Linked DNA regions of Homo sapiens: regions 2 and 3 are each linked to region 1. The links are chromatin loops, found by intact Hi-C in ENCODE. Cell type or tissue: heart right ventricle. All regions are shown on one strand.

The links. A loop is a pair of places that touch in the nucleus more often than their neighbours do. Peaks named below come from ENCODE experiments on the same cell type or tissue, not always from the same donor. Only the 100,000 strongest peaks of a DNase experiment are listed, where the experiment ranks them.
Region 2: it touches region 1 in a loop (3-fold over the local background); 20 of 110 quality-filtered maps call a loop at or near these places.
Region 3: a loop joins it to region 1, with 1.9 times the contacts of the local background. A loop is called at or near these places in 4 of 110 quality-filtered maps.

What each region holds. Positions count from the first base shown.
Region 1 is chr18:8,386,823-8,394,822 of GRCh38, forward strand. It overlaps PTPRM (protein tyrosine phosphatase receptor type M), which reads left to right. Exons shown (of 33, transcript NM_001105244.2): 31 at 250-413; 32 at 7,654-7,789. LOC124904241 (a long non-coding RNA gene) reads left to right here and starts at 7,802. Exons shown (of 2, transcript XR_007066275.1): 1 at 7,802-8,000. In heart right ventricle, a CTCF peak has its summit at 3,013 (motif pointing left); DNase peaks (open chromatin) are centred at 389 and 3,009; H3K27ac peaks cover 824 bases.
Region 2 is chr18:7,785,048-7,793,047 of GRCh38, forward strand. All of the region lies in intron 2 of PTPRM (protein tyrosine phosphatase receptor type M), which reads left to right. Among named protein-coding and RNA genes, the nearest start is that of PTPRM, 220 kb to the left of the region's middle. In heart right ventricle, a CTCF peak has its summit at 4,996 (motif pointing right); no DNase peak of the experiment used is centred here; H3K27ac peaks cover 1,524 bases.
Region 3 is chr18:8,446,963-8,454,962 of GRCh38, forward strand. No RefSeq gene overlaps it. Among named protein-coding and RNA genes, the nearest start is that of RAB12, 160 kb to the right of the region's middle. In heart right ventricle, CTCF peaks have their summits at 3,148 and 4,590; no DNase peak of the experiment used is centred here; H3K27ac peaks cover 5,072 bases.

The DNA of each region.
Region 1 (8,000 bases):
AGAATGGGAAGCATTCTGCCTCACTGGCCTGTCATTTGTCTGGCCTGTCATTTAAAACCCCTGGTTGTTTTTAACTGCTCGAGATTAAAAACCATAACTCTTCAGGCCAGCAGAAGCCACGTTGGTAATTTGTAGGCAGGACTCGCCTTTAATAATGGGAAGATCAAGTAAGTGGAATCAGCCCACTGGAATTCAGTAAATAATGCCTGTTTTCTTTCCACTCCCCGATTGTTGCCTTGTTCTTCGTAGCCCCAAGATGGATATCGGATGGTGCAGCAATTCCAGTTCCTGGGCTGGCCGATGTACAGGGACACACCAGTGTCTAAGCGCTCCTTCTTGAAGCTCATTCGCCAGGTGGACAAGTGGCAAGAGGAGTACAATGGCGGGGAAGGCCGCACGGTTGTGCACTGCTTGTAAGTGCTTGACAGAGCTCTTCATTTCAGAACAGCGAGGCCCCACACTCACTCTCACCTCCTAGTTCTCTGACTTTTGTTTCACTAGAAATGGAGAAGAAATAAGTAGGTCTAGGTGAAGGGGTGATCATGACACTCAGTGAGGGATTGGTTGGCTTTTCAGGAAACAGGATATGCACATTCTGCATTTGGATGGTGTGCCGCTGCCGCACAAGCAAGCACTGACCGTTTCATTAGGACCCCTGCCTCCGCCGCCCACTGCCAAGAGGAAAAAAAAAAAAACACTGGCTCTTGAGAGCCAATTGTTAAGTTTTCAGGAATTTTCTGAGCTGGGTCTTCAACTGTTGGTAACTTGAATTCATCCATGGTAGAAGGATTTACATCATGGAAATCAACAAATGCTACAACTCAGGGCTCCTTCCCACCAGCCAAAGGCCAGTTTACCACCACATTACTTGATTATTCAATTGGAAATCATGTCAGGTCTCAAAGGACCTGGAGTGTGTGTGTGTGCGTGTGTGCGTGTGTGTGCGCGCGCGTGCATGCTTTTTGGGAGAATGTGTATATTGGGAGCATTTGGTTACAGCCAGTGTCCCCAGAATGAGGCTTCCAGGCCAGCAGGTTTTGCAGGTGCTAAATATGGGCACCCCTGCTACACATAGCCCGCAGCCTTACCTGCACATTGAGAATTATTTGGGGAGCTTTACATGAAAAAAAAAAAAAGCCCACACCTAGGCCACACCCCAACCAATTAAATCAAAATCTCTGGGAGTGGGGCCCAGACATGGGTGTTTTTTTTAAATGCCTAGGTGATTTCAATGTGTTGAGATAATAAGGTTGAGAGCCACTGAATGGAGAATGCCATGTTTCTCAAAGCACTTTCACCTGCATTTTCTCATTGGCAGTGATATGTAGCTAATCAACCAGCTGCAATCGGCTTAATAGAACAGGCAATTAGAAAGTCACGGCAGATAAGGAAGATGTTTAGAGAATTTGGGGAAATTTAAAGGATAAGCGAATGTCACTTTTCAGTGAAGTATCATTAGAAGTACACAATGAGATCTCTCTTAAATTGAAGGCAAAATAAAGTTTCACTCCGGGTAGATCAAGCCTAGTTAAAGTTGCAGACCTGGCTCAGGGCGTGGGTTACTCTCCAGTCAGTGCCCTTGTCTGATGCAATGCCACCTCCTACCCCGGGCCTGCAAAGTCTCCCTGGAAGCCCAGGACTCTGCCTGCCTCTCAACGATCAAAACACGATAGTGTCTCATCCTGCAGGAAACTGATATTCCTTTGGAAGGAGCCTTAAGAACCTACCCACAGTTGTCTTCAACCAGAAGTTCCAATCTTTTGTCCTCTAAAAAGCAGTTTATTAACCTCACCTTTCTCTAGTTGCTGTCATCCCCCCTTTCTTCTCATGGACCCAGTGCATTAAAAAATCTCTGTTGGCCAGGCGCAGTGGCTCACGCCTGTAATCCCAGCACTTTGGGAGACCAAGGCAGGTGGATCACGAGGTCAGGAGATCAAGACCCTCCTGGCTAACACGTTGAAACCCCGTCTCTACTAAAAACACAAAAAATTAGCCAGGCATGGTGGTGGGCACCTGTAGTCCCAGCTACTCGGGAGACTGAGGCAGGAGAATGGCGTGAACCCGGGAGGCGGAGCTTGCAGTGAGCCGAGATGGCGCCACTGCACTCCAGCCTGGGGGACAGAGCGAGACTCCATCTCAAAGAAAAGAAAAAAAAAATCTCTATCAAGAAAATGACAAAAAGAATTCATTAGCAGTCCACATCCCTATTTTTATTTCTCTTCAATCCAGATCCAACCTCTGATCAGAACAAGAGGCTCACGCTGAGATGATACAATCCCAGCAAAGAATATTAACATTGTAGTTCGTTTGTATTAGATATATCAGATTTTTCTAAAATACTAAAAATAGGTTGCAGTTACCCCTGCCTGCATCTGGAGACCCCCAGCGTCTGGAGCTAGATGTATAATGCATCGCTCCCCCCGGGATTAGCAGCTTTCTAAAAAGGGTCAGTGCTTTAACCCACAGGACTAAGTTACTAGTGACTCGAAGAAGTTGAGGCACCAGGACAGGCCTAACAAGAAGACATAAAGACTTCTTAAATCACTGCACCTTGTCAACAACACACTTCCCAGAGGCAGCTGTGACCACAGAACTAACCAGTGACATTGCTGTTCCATGTAAAACCTAAAGCAATCAGCCGTTCTTCACAGTGGACGGTGGGAGGCATCCGTTGTTTCTTCTCTCCTGCCTGTGCAGCATCTCTTCCCATTTTCCACTGAGAGAACCTTGATTATTCTTTGGAATACTCCCCCCTCCCTAAAGCCCCGCCTCTGTTCATGTGGGGCTGTCTCTTGCTCTCTTAGCATCAAGGTGGGCATGAGACCTAGGCCTGGTGAGAATGTTTATTTTTGTTTACATTTATATATCTAAATCTAAGGCTTTTTTTAGCTATAAGAAACAAAGTTAGTTTACATTGGCATCCCCCAGTACTGGCCAGGAAAGAATCAAACCACTCCAGTCTTCCTCTTGGAGGTAAGAGCATGGCATTCAGCATAGTGTAGCGCCACCTAACGGCTGTGGGTGGAGAGTTCCCGGCTGAGACAAGACCTGCCGGTGCTTTGAAGTGAATGGTTCCTTGAGCCACAGATATTCAAGGTAGGCAAATAGAGAGTGTTTTTCTTTATATGTGTCTCCCAGCTAATAAAGCTAGATTAAATGGATAGAATTAAGATTTCACCACTTTGCAACTCTTGATGAAAATAATAGATTAGACAGTGGTCTTCAACAGCTGCCGAAAGTATTAGGTGCAAAGCTGATAGGAAAAGCGGTGTAATGGTAAGGCAAGGATAGAAAACAGCTAATCTTCTAATTAGCAGAAGAGACAGTCCAGGGACAGATCCGTACCTCAGCGTCATCTGACTTACAACAAAGATGCCATTGCAACGCAGCACTGCAGTGGGTGGGGAAGACTGCCTGGACACGTTGGTCTCCCTCACTCCATGTACAGAATCCCTTCTAGATAGATGGTAGACCAAAAGGGGAAAGTAAAATAACAAAGCTTCTAGAAGAAAACATAGGAGAATATCTTCACGACCGCGGGTAGATTTGTTAAACAGGACACAGAACAATAGCCTTAAAAGAAATATTGACAACGTGGACTTTCATTAAAATTGAGCCCTTCTCTTCATCAAAAGATGGCAATAAGAGGGTGAAGAAGCAAGGCAGTGGGAGGAGACTTTTATAATACATGTGTCTGACAAAGGACTCGGCCACAATGTCGAAGAACTGCTGTACTGCAAGCCAGTAGGAAAATGATAGACAACTCAATTTATTAAATGGGCAAAAAACTTGACAGGTACTTCACTGAAGACAAAAGATGTCCCAGCCCAGCGCAGTGGCTCACGCCTATAATCCCAGCACTTTGGGAGGCTGAGGCGGGTGGATCACGAGATCAGGAGATCGAGACCATCCTGGCTAACACGGTGAAACCCCGTCTCTACTGAAACTACAAAAAATTAGCCGGGCGCAGTGGCAGGTGCCTGTAGTCCCAGCTACTTGGGAGGCTGAGGCAGGAAAATGACGTGAACCCGGGAGGCGGAGCTTGCAGTGAGTCAAGATCGTGCCACTGCACTCTAGCCTGGGCGACAGAGCAAGACTCTGTCTCAAAAAGAAAATAATAATAATAATAATAATAATAATAATAATAAAGATGTCCCGAATAGCCAATGAGCATAGAAAAGTTACTCAATATTATTCATTTTTAGGCAAATCCACATTGAAACCAGGATCACATGCCACTGTGTACTCACCAGAATGGCTGAAATTTTAAAGACAGACAAATAAATGATAATCCCAAGTGTTAGTGAAGCTGTGGAGTAACTGGAACTCTTATACACTGTAGGAAGGAAGTAAATACTGTACAACCATTTGGAAACTGACAGCATTTACCAAAGCTAAACATATACGCAGTCTGAGGCTGAGCTCTTCTGTTCTTAGAGAAATGACTGCAGAAATGAATCATCTACCAAAAGATAAGCTTATCACAGGTTTACTCATAATATTTAAAAACTGGAAACAGCCCAAACATTCATCAGCTGTTGGATAAATTGTACAGTGGGTATTCATTCAGTGGAATTCTTCTTAGCAATATAAAACAATAAACTACCAATATAACACCGTGGGTGATTCTCACACAGACAACACAGAGTGAAATAAGCCAGTCTCAGAAGAAGACATAGTGTATGGTTCATTTACACAAAGCTGAAAAACAGGCAAAAACAATTGATGATGCTAGGCTTAAGAATGGATTCTCTTTGGTGATACTGATGGTATTGTTGAGGAAGGAACGTGAGGGAGCCTCTTGGGGACTGAACGTGGTTTGTATCTTGATCTGAATGGTGGTTACATGGTGTATGCATTGGTAAAAATTGACTGAGCTGTCTACTTACGGTCTTTATTGTAGGTATATTATACTTTAGTTAAAAAACTGATTCAGAATTTCATAATGGGCTGATCAAGCTGATATCCGAACACGATGATCTCTCTTAAAACCATAAAACAAGGGACAACCAGATATTTTTGGCTTGCTTCCTAATGAAAGTATACTTTAAGTATCCTTGTATAAATAAATCAATCTTGAATTCTTACCAAGCCCTGGAACTACCTACCGATTTACAGGAAATACAGAGTTAGAAAGCAGCATATTAAATAATATCACAGAGATGTGATGAATGAGAAAAATCTAGGATGTGGGACTCTCTACAGGACACAGATGAACTTGTTTCCTCAACAAATAAATTCTCAAGAAAAAAGAGAGAGCAAAGAGGAACTCACAGAGTAAAATAAATTTGCAAGACATACCAACCAAATCCAATCTGTGGACTTTGCCTAGATGTGGATTTTTTAAAAAGCATCTGTAAGAAACAATCTGAGAGTGGATTTTTTAAAAAAGCAGCTGTAAGAAACAATCTGGGAAACTGGAACACTGACTAGAAATTTGATAATTTTAAAACAGTAATGTTATTATTTTAGGTATGATAGTTATACTGTGTACTGTGTTTAAAAATAAAAAGGTCCCATGGCCGGGCGCGGTGGCTCACACCTGTAATCCCAGCACTTTGGGAGGCCGGGGCGGGCAGATCACTAGGTCAGGAGATTGAGACTATCCTGGCTAACACGGTGAAACCCCATCTCTACTAAAAAAATACAAAAAAATTAGCCGGGCATGGTGGCAGGTGCCTGTAGTCCCAGCTACTCGGGAGGCTGAGGCAGGAGAATGGCGTGAACCCAGGAGGCAGAGCTTGCAGTGAGCCAAGATCGCGCCACTGCACTCCAGCCTGGGTGACAGAGTGAGACTCCATCTCAAAAAAAAAAAAGGTCCCTTATCTCCTTGAGGAGAGAGTGACTGCAGAGTTGATGCAGGGATAGTGCGGGATGAGCCTGGACCATTATGTGGTTGCAGAGAGTAAAGAAATAAAACAGGCTGGGGACTTGTCAGAAAAGAACAAAAGAGCCAGCCTGACGGAGCTCCCACTGGCCAAAGCTGGAACAATGTGAACAAAATCAATATTAGTACCCTTGGATTTTAGCTGATAGAATAAAATTATTATGTATAAGCTCACACTGAAATAAACAAATCATAAAATAAATAAACAATAATAGGGAAGAAGAGACAGCTCTTTCTTAGTGTAGAATGTTGAAAGAGAGGGAAACAGGAAATCACCATTAGGCAAACACCACAGTGATAATTAATTGTTGCAGACAAGATCCACCAACGGATGCTCAAATCAGTGGGCGAGAAACAAAATATTTGCGTAGTCCCAAAATATCTTCCTCCCAGATATTTATTGACTGCAAAGAGAAAGATGATAACTTTATGGTGAGAAAATCTGGCAGACACCATCTTAACAAGTGAGCAAGTTAACATCACCAGTAATAAGACAGATGGACATCCTGAACCCCTGGGAGGAGGGAACATCCCCTCTCTGGTTTTCTTACCGAAATGCACGGCCTTGTTTCCAGTCATGAGAAGACATCAGACAAACCCAAATGAAGGGATGGTCTACATGTTATAGTTTGTGATGACTTCTCAGATTGCGGCTGGGGACGACAGCTACTTTCTACTTCTGTGTTCTACATTCTTTATATTCTACAAATCACTGATCAGTGCTCTTCAAAAGTGTCAAGGTCAGGAAATACAAGGAAAGACTGAAGGAAACTAAGGAGACAGGACAACTACATGCACGACTGGATCCTGGACCAGAAAAAGGACATTCGTGGAGGAACTAGTAAGATGTGACTACAGTCTGTGGTTTAGTTAATAGTATTGTCCCAGCATCACGTTCTTGGTTTGCATAATGCGCTGTGGGCAAGTAAGGTGTTCATATCAGGGAAGTTGGATATGCATTCTCTATGCTATTTTTACATTTCTGCACATCTAACATGGGTTCATAGTAAAAAGTTTTCTTTAAAAAGAGCCTCTATGTTTTATAGATAAATAATGAAATGCCAATGGATTTGTTGTTGTTGTTGTTGTTGTTGTTTGAGAGGGAGTCTCGCTCTGTTGCCCAGGCTGGAGTGCAGTAGCACAATCTCGGCTCACTGCAAGCTCCACCTCCCGGGTTCACGCCATTCTCCTGCCTCAGCCTCCCGAGTAGCTGGGACTACAAGCACCCGCCACCACGCCCGGCTAATTTTTTTTGTATTTTTTAGTAGCGATGGGGTTTCACCGTGTTTAGCCAGGAAGGTCTCGATCTCCTGACCTCGTGATCCACCCACCTTGGCCTCCCAAAGTGCTGGGATTACAGGTGTGAGTCACTGCGCCCAGCTGCTAATGGATGTTTTTAAAGGCCAGATACGTCTTTGAACGTAACCCGTACTTGTCACAGCAATTTTCCTGGCAGAACCTAAATAAGGTTCATTGAAAATTTTCTACCATGGGCCCTTATCGATGAATTGCTGTATCAGAGAATGTGACCAGGGCTGAGGTGAGCTGGGAAAGGCTCTGCAGTCAGGTGACCTGTGGCCAAACACTGCGGATGGCTTGCTCTGTTTGCTTTAATTAAAAGAATCTGCCCAGGTAAGAGGTCCCCCGGCCTCAGAGCCCTTTGTTGTTACTGTTCCCCAGGGTTTAGACAGCTTGTTTCCACAGGTGTTTGCAAGATGCAGTGTAAAGACAGACCGAGTGCAGTCATCTGATCTTTTTCACGACAGGAACGGGGGAGGCCGCAGTGGGACGTTCTGCGCCATCAGCATCGTATGTGAGATGCTCCGGCACCAGAGAACCGTGGATGTCTTTCACGCTGTGAAGACACTGAGGAACAACAAGCCCAACATGGTCGACCTCCTGGTAGGACACCCCCTCTGAGCTGTTCCATGAGACACCCCATTAGCATTAGAATCCACTCCAGCTCCCAGATTTGCAGGGAAACTGATGCGTAGAGGAAGAGACTCATTTTCAAAATCACAATGTAATCACTTTGCTTGTAGGGCTTTTTTCTTCTTTCTTGTTCTCCCTCTTCCTCTCTTTGTTCTTCACACGGAGACTTTGTCTCCAGCTC
Region 2 (8,000 bases), 600 kb before region 1:
GGGTGGGAAGGGAGCACAGGTGTTCACAAGGCTGCCTGGGAAACTGCATGTAGTTCTAGGGACTGCCAAGTACATGGAATGGGAAGAGGAAGAGGTCCAGACATAGGCGATGAGCTGGTGAAGGATATGAAGGAAGAGGGTGATTTGAGTGTTGATTTCTGGCAAAGTGAGAAGAAAAGAAAATATTTAACTGAGTATGTGTAGAGGAAAATTCAAAATTTCTGATAAGAGTGTCTCCAGAAAAGATGTAATAAGGAAATTTGGTTAGTAAATGAGTACCAAAAAGCATATGAATATGTTGGAGAATACCCTCGTTCTTAGGAGATTCATGCTGAAGTGTTAAAAGATATAAGTGTTAGGATATCTTTGCAGAAAAAAGTGTGTGTGTATGTTGAGAGAGAGAGAGAGCGCGCATGTGTGCAGATATGGTAAGATGTTAACAAATGTTGAGTCTAAGGGAAGTGTGCGTTTATTACTTAATTTTTCTGTACTTTTGAAGCTAAGCAAAATTTGCAGTATAAATGTGGGGCTACAAGAGACATTAATTGAGGTACACCGACTTCGTGTCATGCCAACACAGTTTTTCTCCATTGGTACATTTTAGGCAAAATGCTATTCCATCAAATTGCATTGAAAGTGTTTATTTACAAAACCCAGGTTGAGCCACGTCTGCACTTTCTGAGCATATCGTGATGATCATTGGTCATTACTGGAGAGGTTTAGTAGAGCTGATGGACTTATGTAATACCGATTTGGAGCCACTAACTTAAAGTGTGTAATTTTAGGACTTTCTTAAATAGGACAAATGCTTCACATGGTTTTATGCCTCAGTGGGTGTCTCAAATATAAAGATTCTTATCCTATTGGTAGATATTTTGGTGGTTAACTTTGTTGGAAAATGCATAAGGAATTATTACATTTTATTTTTGGATACATGCTTGCATTCATTTGTATCCTATCCATAATATGGGACTGAATACAGAAAAAATCATACAGAATTTCTTGGCAGACTCCACTAGATGATTGTGCAGATCATTATTTTAAATAAGTGGACTTTAATGCATAGTTAACTGATACTTTATTCTAGGAGATTGTGATGAATTATATCTTAAAGCAATATGTAAAAGCTTAAGTGGTCGAAAGAGAAATAAATATAGCTATTTAATTAATTGTCTGCCGGACAATTGTAATGCCTCTGTCTGGTGGGTGGACAAATTGAAACAACTGATTATGCAGCATTAGTAAGTGTCTAATTGGATATGTGGGGTAGCATATTAATATAGTGGCACTTTTAGAGAGGGTGTCACTGGAAATTTGTTTTTCAAATGACCAGTCCTTATTTGTATGCTTTGAGTCCTCTAATATGTGGTTGTTTCTTAATTGTATATTTCCTTGCTTTGTATCTTTCCTTGAAAGAGGTATCTTTTATATTTATTCTGTTACCCATAGAAAATGCATAAAAAATTGAAATCCTTGGCATAAAACTTGAAGGTGCAGACTAGGTTTGATCCAGTGCTTTTCAAAGTAAGTATAAATAAATGAGGTTTCTGGTAGTCATCTTGGGAAATTATGAAAACCATCATATGCCTTCTCATGACACATCTTTTTTCTCTGTTGAAGACGCATCCTATTACACACCTTGTGAAAATGGTGTCACCTCCCTAATTGTACTCTGTAAACAAAACATCCCTTAGTTCCTGATTGTCCTGGCTTACTGTGGAGTGACAGGCTGCAATTTGCCAGTAGGTCAACCACTGAACTGATGACAAGTGACCTTTCTAACACTGCAATCAATGCTTGTTATTTGGAAAACAAAATGATACAGTTTGTATTTTTTAGCAGATGGGTCATTGGGTCAACCCACCACTGACATGTGAATTTGTTACTTGGGCTGGATGAGTCAGTTCAGACAGAAATGTTAATTTATTTGAATTGATCTGAGTCTTGCTCTTATAAAAAGGTGTTGGACATTTGTTGATGGCACAAATTATTACAAATAATTGGTTTTATACATCAGTCAAACAAAGACTTTTAGAGGGCCCACTTGATACAATAGCATTATATACTAGCTTTGGGAAGCATTCACCATAATGTATTTTCTCCACACTTGATATTTCTCAATGGTTTTGAGAAAACCCAATTTACATAAGTGATCTTGCATGTGTCATATTTAAATAGTATCTCTCCCCATGTTGCCTGAAATGTGTTTGGTGTTAGACCCCATGAAGAGTCAGGAGGATGATTAAGTTCTGGAAAAAATGCTGGGAAGAGATGAACTGTCATAAGAGATAGCCCCTGTGGTTGTCAGCGTTGTTGAATGACTGCTTCCAGCTTTCACCTGCTAGAAACATGGGAACATTGGGCATCTCTGTTGCATTTGACTTAGATGTTACTGCACATGCTTTGGCTGGTGAGTGTGAGTGAAAGTGACATGTGCTATTTTCAGGCAGAAGCTGCTAGAACCAGGATGAGAGTCAAGGTGTTCTCTCCCCTTCTTCCTGTCATGGTGACTGTGGCAGCATTGAGACGCTTTTAGCCCAGATGCCTGAGTGAGGAAGATGTAGAAATGCCTTCCCTTGCCCCTCACACATTCACACACACTCAGATGACTGCAGTGGGTGTGTGCCTGAATGAGAAATAAGCTGTGTTGTATATGCCACTGAGATTTTGGAGTTGTTGAATGGTTCTCTAACTCTTTGGTCTTAGGACTCCTTTATACTCTGTAAATGTTTTGAAAAATCCGCAGAGCTTTTGTTCAAGTGGGTAATATCTACTTCTATTTTCTGAATTAGAAATTAAAACTGAGAAAGTTTGAAAACACAAGAGTCCATAAACATCTCTTCCATTGGGCATGAGAGCAGTGGTGTAGACCTGTGAGAGTTGAGCGTGAACTGAGAATAATAAAGTCAAATAATGTCTTCTTATGATCATGAAAATAGTTTTGACCTTGTGGCCTCCCTGAAAGGGTCTCAGGGATTTCAGGGGTCTCTGGCAGATACTTTGAAAACGACTGACCTAGGCCATGCTAAGTGATGAGCATACCTCGATAAGTTACAGTTACAGGCTCAGAGAAGTTGAGAAGGAAAAGAAAGAAGGGAAAAAGATTTTGGAAGCATTGCAAAAGACTATCCCTGAGTGTTAGGGTTTTCTTTTTCTTTTTGAATAAAGTCAATATAAATAATTCATTCCTGTTTTTGAGAAGTAGTCCCTCTTTATACTAATAAATGCCTATTTTACTAGGCTATCAAATGAAATAATGCACATAAAATTATATTGTATGAAGCCACATAACTGTAAATATTAATTCTATGAAGGTTGAGATTATGAAATATTTTGCTTTGGAAAAATATGAAAGTATGAGTAGTATTCATATACTTAGAATTAGGTGTAGGCTTTCTGGATGGTAGAGGGTTGGAGAAAGTGAAATATTAAAACATATATGAGTGAGCTTATCTAAGTTCCATCAGTAGTGCTGCTTCTGGGAGTTTTAACGGTGAAATTGTCATATATATTGTAATGATGAAATAATTCCAACCCCTTTTATGAAGTGTGTAGTGACAAAATGATACAAAGGTGGCTAAACATGTTTTGAAAGACTTGAAAATTGTGCTTAATGGAAATTTCATGTGCATGGATAGCAAATCCCATAGGTGAATAGTCACATGCCTATCAATAGCCCAATTCTGTAAGGCAACATATTTATTTCCTAAGAAATGAGTCCTAACAGAATTTGCTAATATTTGAAAGGCATCATAGACAAACATTTTCTGAGCTTTTTGTTAATATAGCCATGGGAAAGGTTACCAAGGGAATCTGATGATCTTTATAGATTTGTCCAGCTGTTATAGATAGTTAATATTTAAGCTTCAGGAAGGAGACCTAAGTGGGTGACCTCCCTAGCTTTTTGGTTCTCCTTTTTTTTCAGTAAATACTTATGAAGTATGTACTGTGGAATAGCTGTTATTGTATCCTACCAGATAAAGAATATCTTGGGCTGGGCACAGTGGCTCACACCTGTAATCCCAGCATTTTGGAAAGCCAAGGCAGGAGGATTGCTTGAGCCCAGAAGTTCAGTACCTGTCTGGGCAACATAGCAAGACCTGTCTCTACAAAAATAAAAATACAAAATTAGTCAGGCATGTTGGCACATGTCTGTAGTTCCAGCTGCTTGGGAGGCTGAGGCAGGAGGATTGCTTGAGCCAAGGAGGTTGAGGCTGCAGCAAGCCGTGATTGTGCCACTGCACTCCAGCCTGGGTGATGGAGTGAGACCCTGTCTTTAAATGATGATGATGATGATTATTATTAATATTGTCTTGGAGGATCTATGTACAAGGTTTCTGAGGTCACAGATTTCTGAGGTTAGCAAAGTTGATCAATGCTTTACTTGACAGAAAAATCAAGCATTAGAATAATGCACTGAATGGAAGAAAAGAAAATTAAATTCATGAAGTGGCATAGACTTGCTGAAGATTAATTTCCTCTACTAATTGGCTACCCATTATGGTGGTTTTTGAAGCCTGGGACTCACTTAAGAAAGGGCTTGTTATCTGGAGTCCCTAGCAGGCTGAAAACGCTAAGATTTGATAGATGTAATCAAGACAGCCAGAAGTCGCTATCTGCCCATTTGCTCTGGCTGGCATCTTTAGGAAGCTGAATACATATCATTCTCCTTTCTCAAGTATAGTTGTGCTTGTGCAGGGAAGGGTTGCCTTCGCTGAGAGACCGCTTATCTTCATAAAATGCCTATATTTTGTTCATATACGGTTACCCTGGCACTGAAAAGAGAAATGGTTGTGTGTTGTTTCATTGCAACCTTTAAGTAATAAAAGTCTGTAGTTGTGATTAGTATGAGCATTCACATTTTCTTACCCCTGAAATGAGGCAGTAGCTTCTTTTCTCATTTAATTTATCTTTAATAAGATTGTTGATAAGCTTTAAGCCATGCCACACTTTAAAATTTCAGTAATTCCTTAAATCCCCCAGCAGATGGAGACGTGGAATTCTTTGCTCCTTCACTGGGGCCTCTGCTGTTGCCCCAGGTGACTTTGCTTGACTTCTAGTTAAGATGCAGTGTCAGGTTTTGCAAATGAGCTAATGAATATGCTCTTTTGCATTTCTTTTCCTCCTCTTGTTGGCCTGCTTAAGAGTTCTTACTTACTTTTGCATCTCATAAGGTCATTATCATTACTGACCTTCCCCAGTAGATACGAACAATATTTTCTTTAGAGACATATTCTCAGCAAAGCACAGAAGAGAGAATCCTCTGAGCTCCAGGGGAGCACGTTTAAATCCCATGTGAGCCTTTCACAGGCAGCATCCTGCCCATGTTTTGATTCAGAGTAAATCCCAGAGGTCAGATGCTTTTTCAGCCAGCAGGGTAAAGTTTGGTCACGGTTTTCTGGGATCAGCATAGCGGCTAGAGAGCCTCTCCTCTGTGGCTTGTGGCTCTGCATACCCACTGACACAAAGAGGAAGGGATTATTAACAGTCTTATTTTGAAAGGGTCTTCTGATTCAAGTGATTATTTTTCTTTCCTCCCTGATTCACTTATATCTATTTTACGAGTATTAAAGAGGAGATCTCTCTAAGACTTATCTTTGACAAATGCAATAAAACCTTTCAAAAGTATTAATTGGTGTGAAGCCCTTTAGAAAGTCATGCCATTTGTTGCATTTCCTGCCTTTATTGCTATTTCTACTAATCACCTGGGAAAAATTACTGGTTTTTAAATTCTTAAGTCCAGTTCTTTCTAAGCTGATAAACTTTCTCCCAGTAAATTAAAAAGAAAAGGAAGGTAACCTTCCGAGGTAGCTCATGGGAGTGGTTGCTAACTCTTAATAATTGAAAATGAAAGTTGGTTTTAAAAAAAAAAACACATATGCAAAATAACTCACCAAACATGAATCAATAAAAAACAAATTGTGATAAAAGGCATGCTCTTTAAAGGAGCTGGTAGTTTGTCATGTTTATTTATTTTTTATTATAAGGCTTTCTTCATTATTTGAAGACTCATCTTACAAATGTGTTCTTTTCCAAGCTAAATAATGAATTACATTCATGTAAGACATTTTTACTTACCTTTTATGCCATTATAAGAGCAAATGACATGGTTATTTCATATATGTCTATCGACTTACTGAGATCTGAGAATAGGACACATCTGAATTCAGTAGGCCCTGTGGTCTAGATCCCTTTTTTTTTCAGATTAAAGAACTTTCCAAAGAAAAGGAAACTCTTTGTTTTTTGCTAAGAATTTACATAATAGAAAAAACGTATGTCTTGGTGTAACACTAGATGCTGTGACAAATAAATCTCACAATGTCAGTAACACTGTGGACCTTTATTTCCCATTCACATTATAGTCTATTGTGGTCCCAGCTTGGAGGTGGTTGGGTTGGGAGCTTGTTACACATAGACATCCTGGTTGAAAAGGACTCTGCATCTTCAACATGTATTTTCCAAGATTCTAGATGTCAAGTGGACATCCAGATGGCACAGGAAAAGTCCCTGGAGGATCTGTGTGGAGGTTTCTGTGGGCTAAGTCTGGAAGTGGAGAGAAAGGCAGCTGGGAGTATGGTTTAGTTGGATGCACAGAAGAAGAAGAAAAGGACATTTGATGAGTAGCTGGCAACTTCTGCCCCACTTGGCCTTAGAGGTTATTACTTAATAAAATGGTCCTGGTAAATTATTACAGGAGAACATTATTTAAATTGAATATAATGATTACTTTTTTGTTCTATAAAGGAGTGCTATCTTTAAAAATCCAATTAATTGACTAAAATAATGTTTTGAGAATTAACTTTATGATGTTTTGATATAAAAGTCAAGAATTAATCCATAACAACTAGATCTTACACAAGTAGATTTTTTCCTAAGCTTTATATTATTAAACCATACCCTAATATTTTCATAAAATATTCTCTTCCCTTAACTCTGATAATTTCCCAGATAGAGCAAAGATATATGAGCATATATTGCTACTTAATTCAGTAAAGCAAATATCATTGAATAAATGTCAGCTTTTCCAGGGAAACCACTGCATATAACCTCTCTGGATAATATATTTATCAAAAAATCAATACTAAAAGTAAACGGATTTTTAATACATCTGAAGGAGCTTCTTAATAAACCAAAATGCTAACCCATAATTTAAAGCTGTTGGTACCAGTAGGTACTTAGAGATGACATCATAATTTTTGTAGATTATTCTTCATAGTGGTCTGTATGCTACATTTAATTCAGTTTTTACTTTGTGCTGGGGAGATGTGATTTATTTTAGAGGCATGTAAAGACTATTCTGGCTTCTCTTTCCACAGAGGAAAACCCCAGAAGGTGCATGAAGAGCCTGTGGCTCTTCTGATCTCTTCCCTTATGTTTTGCTCTATTCAGTGCCGGGTGGTTTTGCCTGTTTTCTCCTGTCTATCATCCCTCTGAAAACATCTGCTTAACTTCCCCGGGCTCATACCCCTTGTTATTTGGGCCTGCATTTCTCAAACTCTTGCTATCCATTGATTATATGACTGACACATAATACATTTTTTAAAAGGTCAATCACAAATTTTAAAATAATTTTTGAAAAATTGTATTTTAAATTAACAAAAGTGTTTTTTTGTTTGTTTGTTTTTGCTTTTTATTTTGAGATAGGGTCTCATTCTGTCGCCAGCTGGAGTGCAGTGGTGCGATCACGGCTTACTGCAGCCTTCACCTCCCCAGGCTTTGGGGATCCTACCACCTCAGCCTCCCAAGCAGCTGGGACTACACAACACAACACTACACCTGGCTAATTTTTTTGTTTTTTGTAGAGATGGGGTCTTTCTGTGTTGCCCATGTTGTTCTCAAACTCTTGGGCTCAAGTAATTCAACCACCTTGGCCTCCCAGATATTAATAAAAGTAGCCTTTTACTAGTGAAATAATTTTTTTAAATTTTATTACCAAGTTACCTACATAGATGGCCCTTGAGATTTCTTTCTGCAGACTCTGCAAGGACCAAATCAAGGAA
Region 3 (8,000 bases), 60 kb after region 1:
ACAGAAACAGAAAACCAAATACTGCACGTTTTCACTTATAAGAGGGAGCTAAATGATGAGAACACATGGACACATAGAAGGGAACAACAGACACTGGGCCCTACCTGAGGGCGGAGGGTGGGAGGAGGGAGAGGATCCGGAAAAATAACTAATGGTTACTAGGCTTAATACCTGGGTGATGAAATCATCTGTACAACAAACCCTCATGACTCAAGTTTACCTATTCAACAACCTTGCACATGTACCCCTGAATTTAAAATACTTGTTAAAAAAAAAAGTTGTGCTCTAGTAGTTATATTTGTACTCACAACGTTTTAAATGCCACTAGTCCCTTGTTAGTTTATTTTTATCTTTTACCACGTGGCTTTTAATTGTTTTCAATAAATTATTTAATACTATACTGAAATGTGTCTGTTGTACTCTTGAACACTCATCCACGAGATTGACCACAATTGCTGTGGCTTGCTGGTTTTTAATGGTATCCACCAACTGCTGGTGTCACAGTCAATGATATTGTTCTGCTTTTTCCTTTTCTGCTCCCTTCTCCTCCCACTTTTAGTTGCATTATTTCCCTACCGGAAAAATAAGCACTTTTTCTTTTCTCACACAGCCAACACAACACAGAACAGCTCTGGTCACTAAAATGGGGTGAGAAGTGCATTCCCCACACACTAAGCAATTCTCCAGAGACACTGGCTGGGTGTCCTATGATTCAACTCCATTCTGACACCACCTACCTGGATTTAGAGTCAGATCGCACAGGTTAAGGGCTCAGACCCACAAGACTGCACCCATTTCAGACACTAATTCCAAGTAGTAGGTTGTCACCTATATGTCTTACTGATTGGCTATAAATTGGGGTTCCCATGACCCACTCTTTGGGTTTGGTTAATTTGCTAGGAAGGCTCACAGAACTCAGAGAAACACATTTACAAGCTTATGAGATTAATAGAGGATGTGACAAAGGACAGAGATGAAATTCAGGTAAAGAGGCGCAATAGGGTGAGGTCTGGAAGGGTCGTGAGTGCAGGAGCTCCTGTCATCAGGGAGTTGGGGTGCACCACCCTCCCAGCACACAGATGTGTTCAACCCTGAAGCTCTCTAAACCCCATAGTTCAGGTGTTTTATGGAGGCTTCACCCATCATGTAGGTGTGATCAACAATTAACTCGATAACCAGCTCCTCTCCTTTTCCCGGAGGTTGAAAGATGGAGGTGAACGTTCCAAGCTTCTCATTACGGTGTGGCCTTTCTGATGACGATCCCCAATCCAGGAGTCCACCAAGAGTCACCTCATTGGAACAAAAGACGCTCCTACTGCCCAGGAAATTCCAAATGATTCAGCAGCTCTGTGTCAGGATCCAAGATCGAAGCCAAATATTAGAACAAAAGATTATCTCAGCATCTGTCTACAAGGGTTTTAGTAGGAGTTTGGTCTCAGGAACTGGGGGCAAAGATCAACAGATACATATTTCTTATTATTCACAGAATATATGACACATGGCATATAACATACAACATATAAAATACTATTCCTCCACCCTTGTTCTGAATTATTTTTATTCATGGATCTACAAATGACTATTAAGTGCTTATTATAAATACTTCTGTTGAAGTTTTCCCATTCAGATGTTGGTTGAATGAAGTTCATCCTGTAGTTGATTCCTCAAGAGAGGCTCACAGAGAATTCTCTATATTTTTGTTTGTTTAAAACTCTTTTTCTATAACCTTCATACTTTAAGCATAGCTTCACTTGATATAAAATATTTTGTACATATTTTCCATGACTCTGTTGGAAAATACTGCTTAGTTGTTGACATACGTGTACGTTGTTTTTGGGAAATCTGATACCAGTCTTATTCTCTTGTCCTTGAAGGTTATTTTATTTTATTTTATTTTGAGATGGAGTTTTCACTCTTGTTGCCCAGGCTGGAGTGAAGTGGTACGATCTTGACTCACTGCAACCTCTGCCTCCCAGGTTCAAGGGATTCTCCTGCCTCAGCCTCCTGAGTAGCTGGGATTACAGGCATCTGCCACCATGCCCGGCTGGTTTTATGTATTTTTAGTAGAGACAGGGTATCATCATGTTGGCCAGGCTGGTCTTGAACTCCTGACCTCAGGTGATCCACCCGCCTCAGCCTCCCAAAGTGCTGGGATTACAGGTTGAGCCACCGCACCCTGCCAGGATTTTTTTCTTTATCTTTAAATTCTAATAGTTTCACTGGGATACGTCTCAGAGTTGATGATTTTTGGTTTATCCAGGTACTCAGTGGCCCCCTTCAGTATTGAGATTTCAGTTTCCTCATAATTCCAAAAGGTTTTCTTGCAATGTAGTAGTTTGATATATAAACTTTGTTCCAGCATTTTGTTTTTCTTCTTCATGGTCTTCAATTACATATATTGTCTGCTTCTTCCATTTCAGTTGCTTTCTCTCTGAACTTTTTTCTTCTTTCTTTAGCTTATTTGTATTTTTTAGCTACTCTCCTGCCTTCCTTCAATGCTTCTTCTTAAATTTTCATTTCTGTCTATTATCCCTTGTGCAACTGGGAATGTATTTTTTATTCCTGAGATCATTTTGTCTTTTTCATTTTCTTTCCTGAGATCAATCAACTCTCTTTATTTCTTTCTATTTTTGTCTTTCTGGTTTAAGCTTTTTAATTTCTGATTGAAGATGATATTTTCTATCCTGAAATGTTTGTTTGATGAGATCTCACTGAATTTTGAGTGTAACGTGACTGTTGTCTTCTGCTTTGTGATCATTTGGGGGAGGAAGAGTTTGATGCACTGAGAGGTTCTCGTTGTTAAACTAGGTTTATATATATTTAGTTTGCTCTGCCTATTCATTTTATGGGATGGGTTACAAGACTACTAGTTAAGGGCCCCTCTCTGTCAGCGTAGGAAAGTGTGGTTTCTTTAATGGGTGGCTTGTTTTGGAGGGGCATGGGCGAAGGGTTATGCGAATGTTTTTTGCTTCTCTCTTGCCCTTCAGAGTCCTAAAGCTTCCCACTTATGCCCTGTCTTCCAAAGAATCTTCCTTCCTTTTAGCTTCTGCCCTAGAAGTGATGCCCTTGGAGACAGGTCACTTTGTATTTTTGGCGTAGGAGCCTCTCCTGTGGGCAGTAATCTTGGGTCAGTCTCAGACCCACCACTAGGCGGACTCTCCTCTCCTCCATTCCCTTTTTCCCATACCGCCCTTGCTTTCCATTGTCTTGAGACCCGGACATGGGAAATGGCTTGCTGAGATTTGGTGTTCATTGCTCCACTCTCCAGCAGCTTAAAGTTTGTGAATTCTCCATCTCCTACATGTGCTGAGGGTTGGGCTTCACATCACCTCGTCTGACCTTCCTGTTGTTGTCTACTGATTTTTGGAGGATATGTTGGGAGATTCAGATTAATCCAGATGCTATTACTTCAACTTCCTAGAATTCTTTATATGTTTTTGATTAACATAAAAAGAAAAAAATTACTTGGTGTTTTAAAATTCAAAAACCTTTCAGCAAAATTAAATAGATTATAATTAATTTCCAGTTTTTGGAGGTCCCGGAAGGTGACTTTAGTTCTAACATGCAATTGGATGAACAAAATATTTCAACATGTGATGTCCTCGGAGAGAAAAGCAATAAAATGTGTCCTTGGTGGTGTTAATATCAGGAACCTCAGAGTGAACTTTTATGCCTGAATTCTTATCAGTGTGGTCACAGCCACAGTGACACTAACGGGGGACATCCCAGGCCCTAAGCCAGGAGGAGTAAACATGGCCCCTTCAGAAGCCCTCCCTCTCCAGCAAGCAGCCCTCCACTCACGGCTCATTACAGCCCTCCTTGGGTGTTTGGCTGAGGGATGTTCCCCCAATATAGGCACGAAATTTACCAACATCCTGGCATTTGTCTCAATCAAAGAAAAGAAAAAGATTGAGTCTATGGCCAAGTACGGGAAAACACTATGTGACTTCTTTGCCTCTTTTCTTTCTTGCCCTCAATAACCATCCTCAATAACTGGTAAATAAGACAAATGGACCCAAGTGCATACACAGAGACACACTCACACACACATGCACGCCAAGCTGGAGCCATGCCCGCAGCCTAGCAAGGCCTCCCTTTCCTTCCCTCCAAGCACACGCGCCATCAGGGGTATCTGAGAGGCCTTGGTCAAAAAGGAGTGACAGGAACAGACAGCCCCACCTCCACCCCACATGCTATGCTCCCAGCTTGGGGCTCCTGCCCAGGAGTCAGGGCCACAGAGGCCCTGCCCCATGTGCGGTCAGCACCACTCAGGGTTCTCAGAATCAGCTTACCCTCCAGGGGCCTGCATTGCTCATTAGTAGCCATCCCTAACATTCGTGCTCATAGAGTCCCCATGAGCTGATGGGTGGACTAGAACATGGAATATTATGCTCAGTAAATGTTTGGTTTCGGGAGCTACAGTGGTGATCGTGAGGTGCAGAGGTTGAGTATGGGTCACCGTGGGGCCAGCCTGTCTTCCTTTGTTCCCTGCCTGCAGAGCCGGCCCCATCCTGGCTTGGGTGTGGGTTCAATTGTTCAGTGGTGTCACCGAGGTCTTTCCCACTTCCTACAAGCAGCCGCCAGGGGTAGGGTGCTGAAGCAGGGAGAAAGAAAACTACAATACGAAGATTTTCCCTCTCACCTCTGCAGTTTTTCTGTGGCTCCAAGGATTTTCTTTTGTGCAAAAACAAAAAGGAAAAAAGAGTCTTTCATCTGCCAAGATTTTTACTTACCACATATGAAAGGGTAGCGTCTTCTATGGATTTTTAAATGCCTTGAAATGGGTATCAAAGAGTCCGAGGCCCATTAATCTAAATTGCTTTAACACTTGGAGAAGAAAAAAAGGCATTTTCTAAAATCTGCAAATGAGACTAACCTACAAAATTATGCATTAAATGCTGGGGGAAAAAACTTTAGGTTTTCACTTGAAACAAGCATCTTTAAAAGGAAAGAAATATTTCTCCAATATTTAAAAATCATGTTTGAAACAGATACGAAAAAGACAGATATGTACTTAGACTTGATGGAAAGACACAGGGGAAAAAATTCTAGTTCAGCTAAGACTAGCCACCAACAAGTTTCATTCAGTGAAATTTCCCAAGGAGGATCAGCTCCTAGACAGGCTGTTTTTACCACCTTCTACATGAATCTCAATTTCTAAGTCATTTTTCTCCCTTGGAAAAAAGATACACAGTTTTCAAAGTTTAGAGCTGAATTCTCAACTGTTACAATTGGTAGGAAAGAGGTCATCTTACTTTTCAGTCTCTCCTATTTAAATTTATTATCCAGTACTTCAATAGTAAAAATAGAACGTAAGGCCTATAATATTTAATAGTCTTGATTTTTCAGCGCCAGCCAGGATGGGAAAGCCATAATAATATAATAACACCTTAAATTTACATCCTGAATATCTCTAAGGAGCTAATAGACTTTTATCAGGCAATTTTAAAATCTGATTAATCCTGTCATCATGCCTGACAGGTCGGTACCTAGATGGGGTCTTTGCACGGGCCGTCTCTGCTCAGCAGTGTGAGGCCGAGTTCCAGAGACCGCATCTCCAGCACCCACAGCTTCCCTCAGGCTCCTTCCCCGTCCCTTCTGAGCTGCTCTGATTCTGCTGGAGGAACAAGCTCTCTTCTAGAGGTCTAGAGGTCATGTTTGACTTTTTCCTAATTTTCCATATTATAGAAGAAATACAAGCTAATGCAGAAAAACTAGAATATTCAGGCAAACAAGCTATTGGGGGAAATGACCCAAAACACCACAACCGAGAGACCACTATTATCATTTTGGCACACATCCATCCAACAAAGCTGCTTCCCTGCACTCAGACATAAAGATAGGATTCTACTACATTTGTTTATATAAAACATAAATATAAAATATATGTACATACATACGTATATCACACACACACACAAACATCCCTTTAACAACATATACACGTCAACATTTGTTAGTGGCTTCAGAGACTTTTGTTTTTTGCAAATACGAAACCTCTTTAGCTAAACAATTATTTCCAAGTATTTATCAATATCAACAGTGTTACCAATGAAAGATATATATTATTTATGATCTTCTAAAGTTATTTTCTTTTAAAATTTTTAATTAAATTTTACTCTTAATTGGCTTGAATTTTTCCCTAAAAATTTTTTAAATTACAAATAATTTTCTTTAAAATGTTTTAAATTTAAAAGAATTTTCTTTAAAAATTTTTTAAATGTAAAAAATTTTTTCTTTAAAAAATTTTTAAAATAGAAAAAAATTTTTCTTTGAAAATTTTTCTTTTTCTGTTTTATCTCCTTCTTCCACATTTGATCTCCCCCTATACTTCCAATATAACCAAAATTATTGGCTTGATTTCTATCTTTCCACGTACTTCTCTGTGTGTAGAGAAACACATATACATGTAAGAAGTAAAGTCTGCATTTCAAGAAAGTTAGTAAGTGAATTAGACAGGTGTGTTTAGCCAAAAACAACAGAAAGCCTAATGAACTGCTGGTTAAAGAGGAATTTATTTTTATCATTAACAAGAAGATTGGAAACAGGAAGCTTGGGCGTGGGTTCAACTGCTCAGGGGTGTCACCGAGGCCTTCAGCTGGCTCCATCTCTGGGCTCTGCTATCCTTGGGTTCTTTTCATTTCATGTTTGTTGCCTCGTGTTCACAAGGTGGCTGCCCCAGACACATGCAAGTTTGGAGCATGAGAGGAAGAAGCTGCCTCTTAGGAGGAAACCAAGCATTCCCATCATAGACTTTCCTTTCATCCCATTGGCCAGAGCTGGGTCACATGGCCCTTCCTCACTGCAAAAGTACCTGGAAAGGCAAGAATTCGTATTGGCTGCCTTCAGTGAGCAAAGTGGCTTCCCACAGGGAAAAGGAGCAGAAATGGCTGTGGTGTTTGGTAACCACACTTTCTGTAAGAATAATACACTAATGTCCAGAATAAAAGAGCAGTTATTCCTTCTGTAGGGACCAAAAAGATTCCCTTCCCTGCTCCAGGGTCCAGAGAGACTGTGGGACTGACTGGCTTCCTCAGACCCTCTTCAGGTCTCTGAATAGTCCAAAGTCATTTTCGCACAAGAACTCTGGGACTTGGAATTAAATTTGGCCAAGGTGGAAACGCATCTTACCTCTGATTGGTCATTTCCTTCTGGGATTTCTTGTCTCCCAGTTCCTTTGGTCTTTCTGCAGTTGAGACTTCTATATCACACAGGTGAAATGTGACCAAATGTCAAATGAAAAATTGGGGCCTTTCACTCCTGGGAGCACCTTGCAGAATCCCTGCCACCACTTGTCATAGGCAGGCATGCAGTTGACTCCACCATGCAGAGCTGCACTCTTACAGCTTGGCCACACTTTCCTTTTTTCATGCACCATGGGTTTCTGCAGATCACATCTCTCTGGACATACCCTCATGTGAGTGAATTTGGGTCACCTTCTCAGGACATGGGTAGTGGTCGTCCTGACTTCCTGGCCAGGCCTCTGCTTTTCATAAAAGACCCCAACACCTCTACACAGAACTTAAACACTCTTCAAAGATGGTGGTTCCAATGACTCTGTGATTGACAAATCTTTCACCTTTCCTTGTGTTACTACGCTCTCCTGTAATTCTGTGTTATACTTAATGCCACTGTTTGGTGAGGGAGAATTTTATGATGAATTGAAATCGTTATAATTGTCAAGCATAAAACTGACAATATCTGAAACACAAATAAGACACCCATCTCTGGACTGTGTTGAAAATTTTGAAAACCAACAATAACAACAACTTTGCTACAAGGAAAACTCTTTTTGATAAAAATAGTTATCAGTTACAATATTGTTTTATTTGCATGAAATTCTGGTTTATGCAGGAATCCACACCTACAGAACTCGTGCCCAGGTATGATTCAGCCACTAAGAGGGCTCACGTTCACTTTGATTACTTAGTTTATATCTTTTTTATTTGATTGAAAGTTGCTTCCCATAAAGAAAGAAATTTGCATGCAGCGACCAAAGG